Regions from separate parts of the Homo sapiens genome. Here region 1 is linked to region 2. A link is a contact called in ENCODE Hi-C or POLR2A ChIA-PET data. All regions are on one chromosome and are shown on one strand. Each heading gives the region's core, a stretch centred on a gene start or an enhancer-like site at or near the end of the contact. The rest is flanking DNA. Distances are from core to core; before and after follow the strand shown. Region 1 overlaps AMBRA1 (autophagy and beclin 1 regulator 1). Region 2 holds the start of PHF21A (PHD finger protein 21A).

Region 1 (7,184 bases), core at 4,272-6,771, 440 kb after region 2:
CCAGGAATTTTACTCCACCTTCTAGCTATACGACTTTGGGGATACTTAACCTCTTTGAGGCTTCGTTTCCTCCTCTGTAAAACATGATCACAATGTCTGCTTCATAGGGTTGTTATGAGACTCCAAATAAGAAAACAGCTGTGGAAATATGAATCTTGTTTCTGTTGTTTTTATTACTATTGAATCCTCTCTGAGGTTCACTATGGTTTCCCTCACCAAACAATAGGGCCAACTGAAACCCCAGAGACACCACAATTCCCAAGAGTAGCAGATTTCTAAGAATTATGTCAAAGGCTGTTACCAGAAAACAAAGTAAAAAGTGCTCAGGGAGAAAATAAAGTATGTTTATGTGGCAAAAATAATTCATTGTGATTTGGGCTCCCTCTACATAGTTTAGTAAAGTGAATTAAAAACCAGAACCAACAATTTATAGCTGTATCTAAAACCTGACTAATAATTCATACCCCAAATCTTCCCCTTCCTATTGCATTTAGGAGTGTGATTCAGAAACCTATAGACCTGCAAGAAGCTGTTAAAATGGAGTCCAATCTCCTTATTTATTTGAGTAACTGCATCTCTCTTCCACTTCACTATGCCCATGTGGGCAAAGTCTAAGAGTCAAACCAACCATGTAATACTGACATATATTCCATAACTTGATTTAACCCAAGGATATAATTATTTTTTAAAAAATCCTTTAAATACTAATTCTAAGACCACTTGCATAAGTAAAGTTCACCCAAATGGAAAATTAACTACAAAATTTCAGGCTTTTAATTAGAAGCCTAAAACTGCCCCAGTACTCTTTGGAAACTCCATATGGATGGAAATACACAGGGTTTTCTACGACTGGCAGCTTTGTTTTTATTAATAGGACTTTCCTACGGCCATTTCAGGATACTTCAAGTAACATCATATAGAACCAAAGTTCAAACTGTAAGCACCACAAGCCAGCACCCACACCTGACTCCATACAGCTCTTGTGTGACTCTTACACTAGACTGAATTTACAGGGGTACAGAGAATGTGGGGAAAAACATCATAAATTTAGAACAGTAAACAACACATTCCCGAAGGCAAACACACCTAGAAGCAGAAAAACTCCAACTATTCCCTGAATTGTGTATCTATTGTGTGCAAAAGATATCCAAGGATATGGCAAAGTGCTAACTGGTTAACTCTAGATGGAGAAGTCATGAGTGATATTTATTTTATTGTTATTATCCATAACATCCAAATTACAGTCAATATGTATAGTCATATATATGGGCCCCGCAGTCAGAATGGTTGATTGAATTCCAGCTCCATCCTTTTCCTGGTATATGATGGTATCTTGATTTCTAGGAATAGTTACTTAACCTGACTGTACCTTAGTTTCCTCATCCATAAAATGTGACTATTGATAGTATGTATATCACAGGGCTACCACAAGGATCAAAATATTTACCATATGAAAAATGCTTATAGTAGAATAATAGCTTCATTCTGTAATGAAGAATTAGTATGAAAATGGTAATAAGGGCTGGTTGCGGTGGCTCATGCCTGTAATCCCAGCACCTTGGGAGGCTGAGGCGGGTGGATCACCTGAGGTCAGGAGTTCAAGACCAGCCTGACCAACATGGAGAAACCCTGTCTCTATTAAAAATACAAAATTAGCCAGGCATGGTGGTGCATGCCTGCAATCCCAGCTACTTAGGAGGCTGAGGCAGGAGAATCCCTTGAACCCGGGAGGTGGAAGTTGTGGTGAGCAGAGATCGTGCCATTGTACTCCAGCCTGGGCAACAAGAGCGAAACTCCATCTCAAAAAAAAAAAAAAATTAGCCAGGCATGGTGACATGTGCCTGTAGTCCCAGCTACTCAGGAGGCTGAGGCAGGAGAATCACTTAAACCTGGGACACAGAGGTTGCAGTGAGCCGAGATCACGCCACTGCACTCCAGCCTGGGGGAGAGAGTGAGACTCCATCTCAAAAAAAAAAAAAAAAAGAAAGAAAGAAAATGGTAATAAGAACACACAATATTTAATTTCTAAAAATAAAAAGTTTAGGCCACAAAGCCCTGTAAACAGTCAGACAAATTAAATTTAAAACAAATTCTTCTAGGCAAAATGAGACCGTCCACTGTAGAGGTCTCCAAACCATTTCATATAAAAGATCTTACCACTGTCACCTTTTTAAAAACAAAAAATAAAACCAGCCAGGCACAGTGGCTCACACCTGTAATCCCTGCCCTGGGAGGTTGAGGTGGGAGGATTGTTTGAGTCCAGGAATTCAAGATCAGCCTGGTCAACATAGTGAGACCCCTGTCTCTACAAAAATTGTTTAAAATTAGCTAGGCATGGTGGCATGTGCCTGTGGTTCCAGCTACTCGGAAGGCTGAGGTGGGAGGATAGCCTGAGCCCAGGAGGTCGAGGCTGCAGTGAGCCCTGATCATGCCACCACACTCCAGCCTGGGTGACAGAGCAAGGCCCTGACTCAAAAAACAAACAAACATAGCCCGGCATGGTGATGCATGCCTGTACTAACAGCTACTGGAGAGGCCGAGGCAAGAGAATCACTTGAACCCAGGAGGTGGGGGTTGCAGTAAGCCCAGCTTGTGCCACTACACTCCAGCCTGGGCGACTGAGCAAGACTCAGAGAGGACCTGCATGATAAGATACCATGTGGAGAGAGAGAAGCCACGTGGAAGACTATCAAGATACCAAGCAAATGAGTGAAACCTTCTTAGACCTTCTAACCTAGCCCAACCACCAGCTGAAAGCAGACGCACAAAGCACAACTGATGTTACACAGGGGAGAAGGACCATCCAGACAAGTCCTGCCCAAATTCCTAACCTGAGTAATTATGAGACAAAATAAATCTTTATTGTTTTAAGCCACCAATTTTGTGGTGGTTTTTGTACATCAATAGATAACTAAAACACTACTAACCTAATATCACCGGGCGCAGTCGCTCACACCTGTAATCCCAGCACTTTGGGAGGCCGAGGCAGGCAGATCACGAGGTCAGGAGTGCGAGACCAGCCTGATCAAAACAGTGAAACCCCAGCTCTACTAAAAATACCAAAATTAGCTGGGCATGGTGGCACATGCCTGTAATCCCAGCTACTCAGGAGGCTGAGGTAGGAGAATCGCTTGAACCCGGGAGGTGGAGGTTGCAATGAGCTGAGATCCCACTACTGCAATCCAGCCTGGGCGACACAGCCAGACTCCCTCTCAAAAAAAAAAAAAAAAAAAAAAAAAACCACTACCTACCTAGTATCTACTAATATCTAGCTGACAAATATCAAGAATTTTCTACAGAAAACCCACTATCTGCTCAATACTCTAACAAGAAGTTTTTCTGAAAATATGGAAATTAATAAATTTAGGTAACCAAAGATATCTCAAAATAAATTTATTTTATCACACTGGTGATCCTTTCTTAGGACTCGTTCTTCCTAAGTAGATTATAAACTCTGTGAGGGCAAAAAACATGTCTGTCATAGTCCCAGTACCTAGCACAATGTCTAGCGTAGAAGAGCATGAGTATGTGTATTTACTTATATTCAGAGTTGTGAAAAGATCCCAAATGAACCCAAAACTATCATAAACAGCAACATCTAGAGTTTTAAAAAGTGTGGTGGTTATGAGTTCAAAGTCATAAATTCAATTTCTACAAGTCAAATACCTTAAAAAGAAAAACCTAAGCCGGGTGCAGTGGCTCACTCCTGTAATCCAGCACTTTGGGAGGCTGAGTCGGGTGGATCACCTGAGGTCAGGAGTTCGAGACCAGCCTGGCCAACATGGTGAAACCCCGTCTCTACTAAAAATGCAAAAATTAGATGGGCGTGGTGGCACGCCCCTGTAATCCCAGCTACTCGGGAGACTGAGGTGGGAGAATTGCTTGAACTCGGGAGGCAGAGGTTGCAGTGAGCCGAGATCACGCCACTGTACTCCGCCTGGATGACAGAGTGAGACCCTGTCTCAAAAAAAAAAAGAAAGAAAAGAAAAGTAAAGACAAGGCTTTGCACCATTACCAACCTAATTTCAGCCAGTCATTTCATTACGCACATGTCATTGATCACGAGAGGGCCAGGCAAGAGAGTAAGCAAAGGACTAATCCATCACTACCTCAACTATAAGTAGGGAAGAAGAAAGAAAAATAACCTCAAAAATGGCAGTAAAATTTTTTTAATCCTCCTATTTGAAACACAGAATATTAAGAACAAAGTACAGAGACAGTGGATATTCTGATAGCAGAGATGAGAATATGGGATATTACACCTTTCGAGCTTGAGAATACTAAATACAAAACCTTCATCCTAATTTACTCCCTAAGAAAGCTGATCCTGCAATCTGGGGATATAGGAGTATCAGTCAAGTTTATAACAAGAATCAGTGATTTAATAAATAAAGATAAGACTAAGAGGTAAGAAGCTTTAATAACTGATTTTTATCGCTGGCTTGTTATATAATCTTGGACAAATCATATCCTCGCTGAATTTCAAGTTTTCCTCCAATATGTAAACTGAAAGTAATAATACCTTCCTTCTATCTTAAAGGAATAAAATCCTTGGAGAATCTTAGGGGAAATGGGTTATAAAATTTCAAGACAAGATTATTACTTTTCAAAGTAAAACTCAAGATAGAACAATAACCAGAGTATGTGATAAACAGAAGTTCACACAAAGAAGTCTCGCACCTACAGTTCTAAGAGAAAGATTGCAAAGGAAACTACAGTGATTATAAAAAGCCACAGATTACATTATCTCTAATTAACCACCTGACAAATTGAAAACAAATAATTCAACAGAACTAAGATCAATCAATTAAAATTATACACAGTCCCTTTCTTTATAAGAAGCCAAAATCCCAGAAATAAACTGTCAACAGACAGAACCTGCACCTCTACTGCACACAGGCAGCAGCATTAGTTTTTTATATATAAACTCAAAATAAGACCGACCTCTGTATAGGATATATCACAAATGGGCTAACAATTTTACAAAATGTTTTGAAGATACAAAACTGAGTAAATTCTAATTACTGTAACTATAATAAGGGGGGAGAAGTGAAGCACCAGCTTTCCTGCTACAGATTTTGCTTACTAGAGCTTTCTAAAGTAACTCACAATGATGCTGCCTAATGTCTGAAACACGGGAAAGCTTGTGCTCAAAACAAAGTGTGATCAAAACCGGAAATAGAAAGCAATAAGACCCAAATTTGAGACTGACAATTTTCCTTACTCCCACTTACCTCAGAAGGATGAAGAAAAAAGAAACGGAAGTTTTATCTGCAAATTATTCTGGAGAAAACAGTGTGCTGAGAACACAAGAACTCCTAAAAACGGAAGGAAGAACAAGGAGGAAAGCACTAAACCAAGAAGAAACTGAAGCTCAATTTTTTGGTTTCAAGCTATCAAAAGAATCAAGAAGACCAAGAAGGCTACTCTTAAATGTACAGAAATGGCAAAAGATTTCCTATTAGCAAGCAACAAAAAAAGAGTAGCTTCTGATGGAAGAAATTTCAGAGGCAAAACAGCTTAACCCCAGAAACGGAAACTGAAACCAGCTGCCTCAAACAGACCTAATGACTTTGGCAACAATATACCTTTCATCCACCAACAATATCAGGAGGCTGGAGTAGGGCCGATTTCAAATCATAAAGGATCACATCTTTCTATTCTCTGCATAGTCTTTGAGAAAGAATCCAACTCCTTCCTGGGAGCACCACATTGCCCCCAATTCTTCCTGGAAACCCCTGGAGCTACAGCAAGAATATTGTTGGGCCAGGCGCAGTAGCTCACACCTGTAATCCCAGCACTTTAAGAGGCCAAGGCAGGTGGATCACCTGAGGTCAGGAGTTCGAGACTAGCCTGGCCAACACGGTGAAACCCTGTCTCTACTAAAAATACAAAAATTAGCTGGGCGTGGTGTCACGCGCCTGTAATCCCAGCTACTCGGAAGGCTGAGGCAGGAGAATCGCTTGAACCTAGGAGGTGGAAGTTGCAGTGAGCCGAGATCATGCCATTGCACTCCAGCCTAGGTAACAAAGTGAGACTCCATCTCAAAAAAAAAAGGAAAGAATATTGTCAGAAAAAAAAAAAAGCTTTGAGAACATTAACCCAGGAATCTTCACAAGTCCTAGGACAGATGTGATTACTCATCAGACAAATAAGAAAAACAAAACCTGGAAGAGGTTAAGAAATTCATCTAGATTCACAGATGAGTCTGGAGCCAAAGCAGGATTTGAATTCAGGCTTTTCCTTCAGATAGTACCAGAGCTACACTCCCAGTCCTTGCTTGGCTTAGTAGATACTGTGTTCAGTGTTTTCCAATCTTATAGTCAGCCCAGGTCAGGTTCTTGGCTGACTAAAATAGGGAAAGAAAAAATTTCCCTCGAGGCTTCAAGAAAAGAAGTCAAATTATTAAACACAGAGTTCTTATGCTAAAAGGCCGACATGCCACCCTACCATGCCAATCACATTTCTTAGCCAATCAAAAGAAGGCATTAGATTTAAGAACCTAGTTATTTAAATCTGAGTAGAAGCTGGATTCCATTTCCCCAACTTTCCAAATAAAGAACACTTAAAGATGGGGAAGGATGTAAAAGCACTGATAAATAACCAACAAGCATTGATTAAGCAGGTATTATGTTGGCACTGTTCTAGGCACTGAGGATACTATAGTAAAGAAGAACATTCTTGCCCCCCAAAAGCTTATGTGATTTTTATATAATTAAATATTAACAATACTTTCAAGTACTGAAAAAGGCTAGAAAGAAAATATGGCAGGTGAAAGAAAACAACACACCCTTTTACCTGGGGTGGCCAGAGAAAGCCTCTCTGAGATGACATTTGAGTTAAGACTGGCATCTTGAAATAGAAACCTTGAGAAAAGAGGCAGGTGAAAAAAATATTTCAAGGAGGATGAGGAGTACCAAGTACTAAGGTCCCTAACAGGTAAGCTTAGCGCATGTGAAGGCCGGAAATAAGGCCAACATGGCTGGAGCACCACTAACAAGGAAGAGAATAAAGACAGGTTGGTACTAGCAGACCATGATAAAATTTGGATTTTATTAAGTGTAATGGGTTACTATTAGAGGATTTTAGCTAAGGAAATGACAAGATGATGGGAATTTGGGCCAGGGTTATAGCAATATAAGAGATGAATAGTCATACTCAGAATATATTTTGGAGAAACAGCT
Region 2 (6,995 bases), core at 323-2,822:
CCCCCGGCGGGGGCGCGGGCGGGGGAGGGGCGGCCGCGGCCCCTCTCGGAGCGGCCTGTCCGCCCCGGCCCGCTCGGGGTCCCGGGGGCGCCCCGCGGCCGCCGGCGGCGGGGGCGAATGCGGGAGGGCCGGCCCCGGGGTGAGGGGTGCAGGCAGACTCTCCGGAATAACAAGTTGCAGAAGAAGAAGAATAAGCGGAATTTCCCCAACGCTGCTCCGGCCACCCAAGACAAATGCACCAACACACTCACACTCACACACACACAAACACACACACTGGGGCCCGGCAGCGTCAGCAGCCGCAGCTTTTTTTTTTTTAAACCAGATCCCTCAGTCAACAAACAAGATGGTTTTCCAAAAAAAAATTTTTTTTAATTAAATAAATAATCATAATAAAAACTTCCCCCCGACAGCATCCCGGGGTGGGGTGGGGGGGATGGAGGAGCCCCAGCTACCTCCCCGGCCGAGGGACAGCCGAGGGGGGGCGGGCGAGGCTCCGTGCCCCCCGCCCCCGCCCGCAGCCCCCGGCCGGCCCCCCGCCGGGACAATGTGACGCCCCCTCCCCGCCGCCCCCGGCACGCCGCCTCTGTCACCGGCTCCGGCCCTGCACTCTGCGCCCAGGCTTCCGAGGCTGCTCATAAACTTACTTCCAATTTATCCTGGGGAGGGGTGGAGGGCAGAGGGGAGGGGGGGGAGCCAAGGTTTTCCCATTGTCTTTTTTTTCGGGGGGGAGGTATGGGAAGGGCACGCAGGGGGGCGCCCCGAAGGGGAAGTTATTGCTCAAATCTCAAGTTGACTGAGGGGTCCTGACGAGAACACCCCCCTTTCCCTCCTCCCTCCCACACACCCCTCCCCTCCCCCTACCTCCCCCCACAACAAACTCCAAGCAGGCAGCCCCTGATCCTCCCAGAGACAAACACCAGCGACAAGACAGAGGGAGAGAGGAGAGAGGCAGAGGGGGAAGGGGGAGGGAGGGGAAATAGAGCTACTCCAGAAAAAAAGAGAGAGAGGAGAGTGAGAAGAAGAGAGAATGGAAAAGCTGGGATACTGCACCCTCCTGCTGCTGGCTGGCTGTCCCCCCTGGCAGCTGGAGGCAGGAACTCTGAGCAGGAGAAGCAGGAGGAGGAGGAGGAGGGAACTCTTCTTCATGGGGAGGGAGGGAAGAAGCTGGAGCTGCTGCTGCTGCTTCTGCTGCTGCTCTGGGCCTCTCGCACTTTTTAGATATTAGTGTGTTAAGATGGTAGGTTGTTCCCTTCTCCCTCCTCCTCCTCCTCCTCTCCTCTCCTCTCTCTCTCACTCACTCTCTCTCTCTCTCTCTCTCTGGGCTGTTTCTTTCCTCCTCTTCCCCAGGCAAGGGGGGGTGGGGAGGAGGGGGTTGGGGGGAGGAACTGGATCCTCCTCCTCCTCCAGGAGGGACACACACAGGCCCCGGGCCGGAATCGGGAGGGGGGAATCAGAGCAGCAGGAGAGAAACTGTAGGAGACAAACAAGCCCAACTCTTCATCCTCCTCCTCCTCTCAGCAGCAGCAGCGAGCACCACCAGCCCATTCACCACCCGGCCCCGGGCCGCAGCACCTCCGCCGCCTCAGCCCGGGGATCCCTCCGCCCAGGCCCAGACACACTCGCCCGCGCGGGAGCCCGCCGCGCGGCCCCGCCGGCCCGCCGCCGCCGCCGCCGTGCGCGCCCCCGCCGCTCCCGAGAGCCGGGCGAGAGGGACTGGGGCTGGGAAAGCGGGGACGAGGGCGAGGGGAGAGGAGGCGCCGGGGGAGAGCGGGCCGCGGCGGGGAGGGAGGGGGCCGCCGGGCGGAGTGGTACGGCGGCCGGCCCGGGCCCCCGCGCCTCGGCCCGCGGCTCCCGGGACGCTCGGGTCCCCCCACCGGGGGCGGTGGGGCGTCGGCGGGGGGGGCGACGGGGGCCCGCGGCGGCGCTCGGGCGGGCGGACTACTTGACGTGTCGGTGCGGCGAATTTATTTCACTTTGCCTAAGGAACGGGGTGTGCTGCGGCACCCATTGCCTAGGGAAAAAACCCGGATGTAAAGTGAGTGAAACTAAACTAGAGTGAAGTAGGGCAGCGGCAGCCAAACTCCAGTGCAGCGGCGGCGGCGGCGGCGGTGATGGGGCCGAGCACCGAGCGGCGGCGAAGGCAGCCAAACTCCGGGGCCCGTGCAGCGCCGCAGCTCGGCTCCCGTGCAGCCGCAGCCGAGGCGAGGCCGGAGCCCGCGGCGGCCCCCCCAACTCCGCGGCCCGAGCCCAACTCCCCCCTCCCGCCGGCGGGAGCTGCAAAGGGGCTCCAGAGCGGCCCCAACTCCCTCCAGTGCAACAGCAGTTTGAAGGGGGGGGGGGAAAGCCGTGAGGGGCAGGAGCGAGGAGAAGTGATGGGGAAGCACTGCAATGGGGGAGCGTGGTCCAGGCAACAGGAGAAAGATGCAACCTCAAGTCGAATGCAACATGCAATCCCCGGCCGCCGCTCGCCCGCTCCCTCCCCTCGCCACCCCGCCCCCTTTCCAAATAACTACCCTTGAACCACTTTATTAGCAGTACTTAGTCCAGCACTCGCTCCCGGGAGGGGCGGGGGACGGGGGCCTTCGCTCACCTTTATTTATTGCTGCTTTCTCCCCCCTCTCCATGTTTTTTATTCCTAAGTTCTTTTGTTCTAAGGGGGATGATGGCATTTACTTTTCTGCTTTGTGTAGCAGGGCAATCACTGGGAATCGGCCACGTATAATCCGGCGGTTTGTCATATTTTATTAGTGAAAGTATTTTATGCCTATTCTACCTCCAAGGACTGTAACATGGAGAATTGCAGGGAGGAGAAAAACATCAGAAGAATTCTTGTTTTGAGAGATTTCTTGGCGGGGCGGGGGAGGGCCTTTTTTTTTTTTTTTGGAGGGGGTTTATTTAGATTTTCGAATCGATAGTTTTCAACTTGAAGCTTAACGTTTTTGTATGGATGTATTACCGGATTCTAAACCCCCAACCACAATAAATTTTTTAAAAGTAAAAAATCTTAGATTAAAAAAAACCCCTACTGGACAGTGATATTATCTGATCTGTGCAGCACTCTGGACTTAACATAGTGTTGGCCTTCGAATGTTAAATAACAATAAACCCCAACCTCAACTGAATACAAATGGGGGGGTGGGGGGTTTTGTTTTTAAAGCTCAGCACTTTTGTAGCAACTGCCACTACGCATTTTCCAGGCATTGATTAGCCATGCAACTCCCATAGGCATGAAATCCAGTTTTTGCAGATAAAGAGCAACAGTGGTGAGATGATTTGCCCAAAGTCAAAGTGAGTCATTCGCAGAACCAGAAATAGCCTTGGACTTTACTAGTCACATCTTTTCCATTAAATAATATTTCTATTACCTTGTTATGTATTTTCACAAGAGGTGCTTTGAGATCATTGGATATGAAGGTATTTTTTTACTTTCGTGACCTGCAAAATTAAGTTTAGTTTCTCAAGAAAAAGCAATTTTTAAAAATTCTGATTTCTTAAAAAATAAAATATGGACTTTATGGTACATGTGTAGGCCATTTAGTAGTCTGAGCTTTATGTTAAAAAAAATTCACAGCAGCGAAAGTGTAAGAGTTTGAGAGTGAAAATGAAAATTCCTATAAATGATTCAAGAAGCCTAGATGAACTCATAATGTTGTGAAACTAAACCCATAACGCAGTCAAGATGAATAACGGGAGGACAGGTTGGGTAGTAAGACCCAGCTTTACCATCTAGAGCTAACTGTAATGTATTTAAAATGAGGGAGGGGGTCTTTCAAGCTGGACCCACTGGCCAGTCACTGGAACTATAACCTAATGGTGTGATTTCAAATCATCCCAGGCTATCAACCTTTTTTCATAGGAAGACTGCTTTGGTGTTCTTTCTGGAAAAAGAAGGTAAAATTTTTTTTGGAATTTCATAGAAAAAAATCCAGAACCTCTAATTGTATCATGCTATAGAACTGGGGTTAGCAAACTTTTTCTGTAAAAGCCCAGATAGTAAATATCGTAGATTTTGCATCCCATACAGTCCCTGTCACAACTTCTCCACTCTATGCTGTTATAACCCAAAAGCATCTATACGACAACATGTAAATGAATGAATCTGGCTATGTTCTAATACAATTTGTATTTATAGGCCTTGACATTTGGATTTAATGTACTTTTCACATGTCTTGAAATATTCTTTTGATTTTTTTCAGTCATTAAGAAAAATTTTTTAAAAAGCACCACATTCCCAGTTTGGGGACTTCACAAAACCAGGCAGTGAGCTGGATGGGGCCCACGGGCTGTCATTTACCAATCCTTGCTATAAAAAAAGACTTAAGGTGGACTAACCACTGAACTTGTACCAAAGGGTGCTTGGTTATTAAGATGTGTGGTAGCAACCAAAAATCAATGTTATGCAAAGTCATTGTCTAGATATTTAATTAAAATATTTTTAGCTGAATATAAGAGTGTCTAACACTCCTGTAACTACCAAACTTAATGGAAAAAAAATACTCTGGAAGTATTGCTCCTTCAACTAAGGCACTTTGGGGCAGGCTGCTTAATCTCTGTTAACAGCCTCAGTTTTCCTATCTTGTAAATTGCAGCTTAGAATACCTACTTCCAGCCCCGGGCAAGGTGTTGCATGCCTGTAATCCCAGCACTTCGGGAGACCGAGGCTGGCGGATCCCTTGAGCTCAGGTGTTCAAGACCAGCCTGGTCAACATGGTGAAACCCTATCTCTACAAAATGTGCAAAAATTAGCTGGGCATGGTGCCACGCACCTGTAGTCCCTGCTACTCTGGAGACTGATGTGGGAGGATCACTTGAGCCCAAGGGGTTGAGGCTGCAGTAAGCTGAGATTGCTCCACTGCACTCCAGCTGGGTGACAGAGTGAGGCCCTGTCTCAAAAACAACAACAAAAACCCTACTAAGTAGGGCTCTCGAGAAGACTGAATAAAATAATTCATGTAACGTGCTTAGCACAGTCCTGGCACATAGAACTGTATAATGCATTTTCACTGTGCCCTTAAATTCATTTTCTTAGTTAACATAACTCAAGAAGGTGAACAGGTGGCATCCCAGTATTTTGATGGTGCAGATGTGCATGTGGGATTCAGGGACTCTCGTGTTGATTGAAGATTGTGAGGTTGGCATTATAAGCTTTGGTGGGTCTTTCTCAAGCTCTCAGCATCTCTGTGTGCTTGACACAGGCACTCTGTGGGCACACACTAGCTCTGTGGCCTTATACAAAATACCTAGGCTTTCTGAACCCTGGTGTTCCTTAAACATAAAGATAATACCTTGTGAGATTGTTGTAAGGGCTAAATGGCTTAAGTGTTAAAGGAAAAAAGATAACAATTAGTATGTTAGCAGAAATTCCAGAAATAAGCTAGAAATTGAAAGTTTACTGTCAAAAGCTGCTTTGAGACATTCAACTTTTAGACATGAATGACATAATCATAGCAGGTGCACAATAACTTAAAATTTGCTCTCCTGCCACCTAGTTACCCTTCCAACCCATTTAATTGCCATCAAAACCCTGTTGAACAGTCCAGGCGCAGTGGCTCAGGCCTATAATCCTAGTACTTTGGGAGACAGAGGCAGGAAGATCACCTGAGGTCAGGAATTCAACACCAGTCTGGGCAACATAGCAAGACCCCATCCAAGCTACTAGTGGGGAGCTGAGGTGGGAGGATCACTTGAACCAAAGTGTTAAAGGCTACTGCAGTGAGCCACAATTGGACCACTGCACTCCAGCCTGGACAACAGAACGAGACCCTGCCTCAAAACGAAAAAACAAAAACTGCTGAACAAAGGTTAAAACCCAAATCTTGAATGTTATTAAATATCAAATGTGCAGTTTTAAATTTTTGTAAAAGTACTCAAATTAGTATTTTCTTACATATTCCTGCCTCCTGTTCTATGCTTCAAGAAGTTATCCAAACTCCAAGATTAGAAAACTACTTACAATTTTCTTCTTGTATTTTTATGGTTTCTATTTTTTCCATTTACTTTGCTACATTTATCTTTAAAATTTTTTTTGGTGCGAGATATGAGGTAGGAATCTAAATAACTTTTGTTCAATAAAAAGTATTTAATTAGGCCGGGCGCGGTGGCTCACGCCTGTAATCCTAGCACTTGGAGGCTGAGGCGGGCAAATTGCCTGAGCTTGGGAGTTCAAGACCAGCCTGGGCAACATGGTGAAACCCCATCTCTACTAAAATACAAAAAATTAGTCGGGTGTAGCAGCAGGCACCTGTGGTCCCAACTACTCGGGAGGCTGAGGCAAGAAAATCGCTGGAACCCAGGAGGCAGAAGTTGCAGTGAGCTGAGATTGCGCCACTGCACTACAGCCTGGGCAACAGAGCGAGACTCCATCTCCAAAAAAAAAAAAAAAAAGGATTTAATTAATATTAATATTGGGGTTCTATGGGACAATGTAAAATGCCACTCAAAATAGTAAAATAGCTTCCTTCCTATTTGCACTATTAGTCTAATGCAGATACACTGTAAATATAGAAAAAAGGTAATAGGCATTACATATTATATTATTATAGAGTCCTTATATACTATAATAGAGAATGAATTTTTCTTATTTTACAGTTTTATACTAGCACAGCACATAACCACACCCATGGATATTAAGGTATTTTTGTACATGTATATGATTTTCTCTGATGTTCTGGAACTTGACAGTATTTCAAATAAAGCAATGAAACCCCCCCTGGAAAGGACTGATTGATGGCTTTCTCATCCAACCCGGCCACCCTTCCCACTTCACTCAACCACTGTCCTGTTTTCTGCTCCAGGCTGAAAAGTAACCTCATTATCTCTTAAAAGGTCAGCCCAAAGAAGATTTGAACTCTGTCTGAAAACCTGGGAGTTCTATTTCTTCACTGAGGCAGGAAGGTAAATATTAGAATTCATCAAGTCTTCTTTTTCTAATTCTTATTGGGCTGGAATAAATGAAAACCTGGCTTGTACCAACAAAGTGCTTAAGTAAGTAG

Evidence for each region. Hi-C counts contacts between places; a loop is a spot of excess contacts on that map. ChIA-PET counts read pairs that join two places held with the same protein, here RNA polymerase II (POLR2A). Pooled maps may share reads with other maps.
Region 1: a loop to region 2 is called in a pooled map, with 4 times the contacts of the local background. The contact joins the enhancer-like site here to the promoter of PHF21A in region 2. A Hi-C loop is called at or near these places in 1 of 37 single-sample maps with no recorded cell type and 3 of 50 pooled maps. POLR2A ChIA-PET finds 5 or more read pairs at or near these places in 2 of 52 experiments (activated CD4-positive, alpha-beta T cell and activated T-cell).

Annotation. Positions count from the first base shown.
Region 1 is chr11:46,555,335-46,562,518 of GRCh38, forward strand. The region is part of intron 1 of AMBRA1 (autophagy and beclin 1 regulator 1); the gene reads right to left. Among named protein-coding and RNA genes, the nearest start is that of AMBRA1, 35 kb to the right of the region's middle. Within about 2 kb of position 5,522, at least 12 of the 41 ENCODE cell types and tissues checked have a DNase peak (open chromatin) inside an H3K27ac peak, as active enhancers do.
Region 2 is chr11:46,119,882-46,126,876 of GRCh38, forward strand. PHF21A (PHD finger protein 21A) reads right to left here and starts at 1,573. Exons shown (of 19, transcript NM_001352027.3): 1 at 1,054-1,573. LOC105376661 (a long non-coding RNA gene) reads left to right here and starts at 2,264. Exons shown (of 3, transcript XR_931252.4): 1 at 2,264-6,897. RefSeq lists silencers at 1-32, 103-182, 1,596-1,655, 2,096-2,405.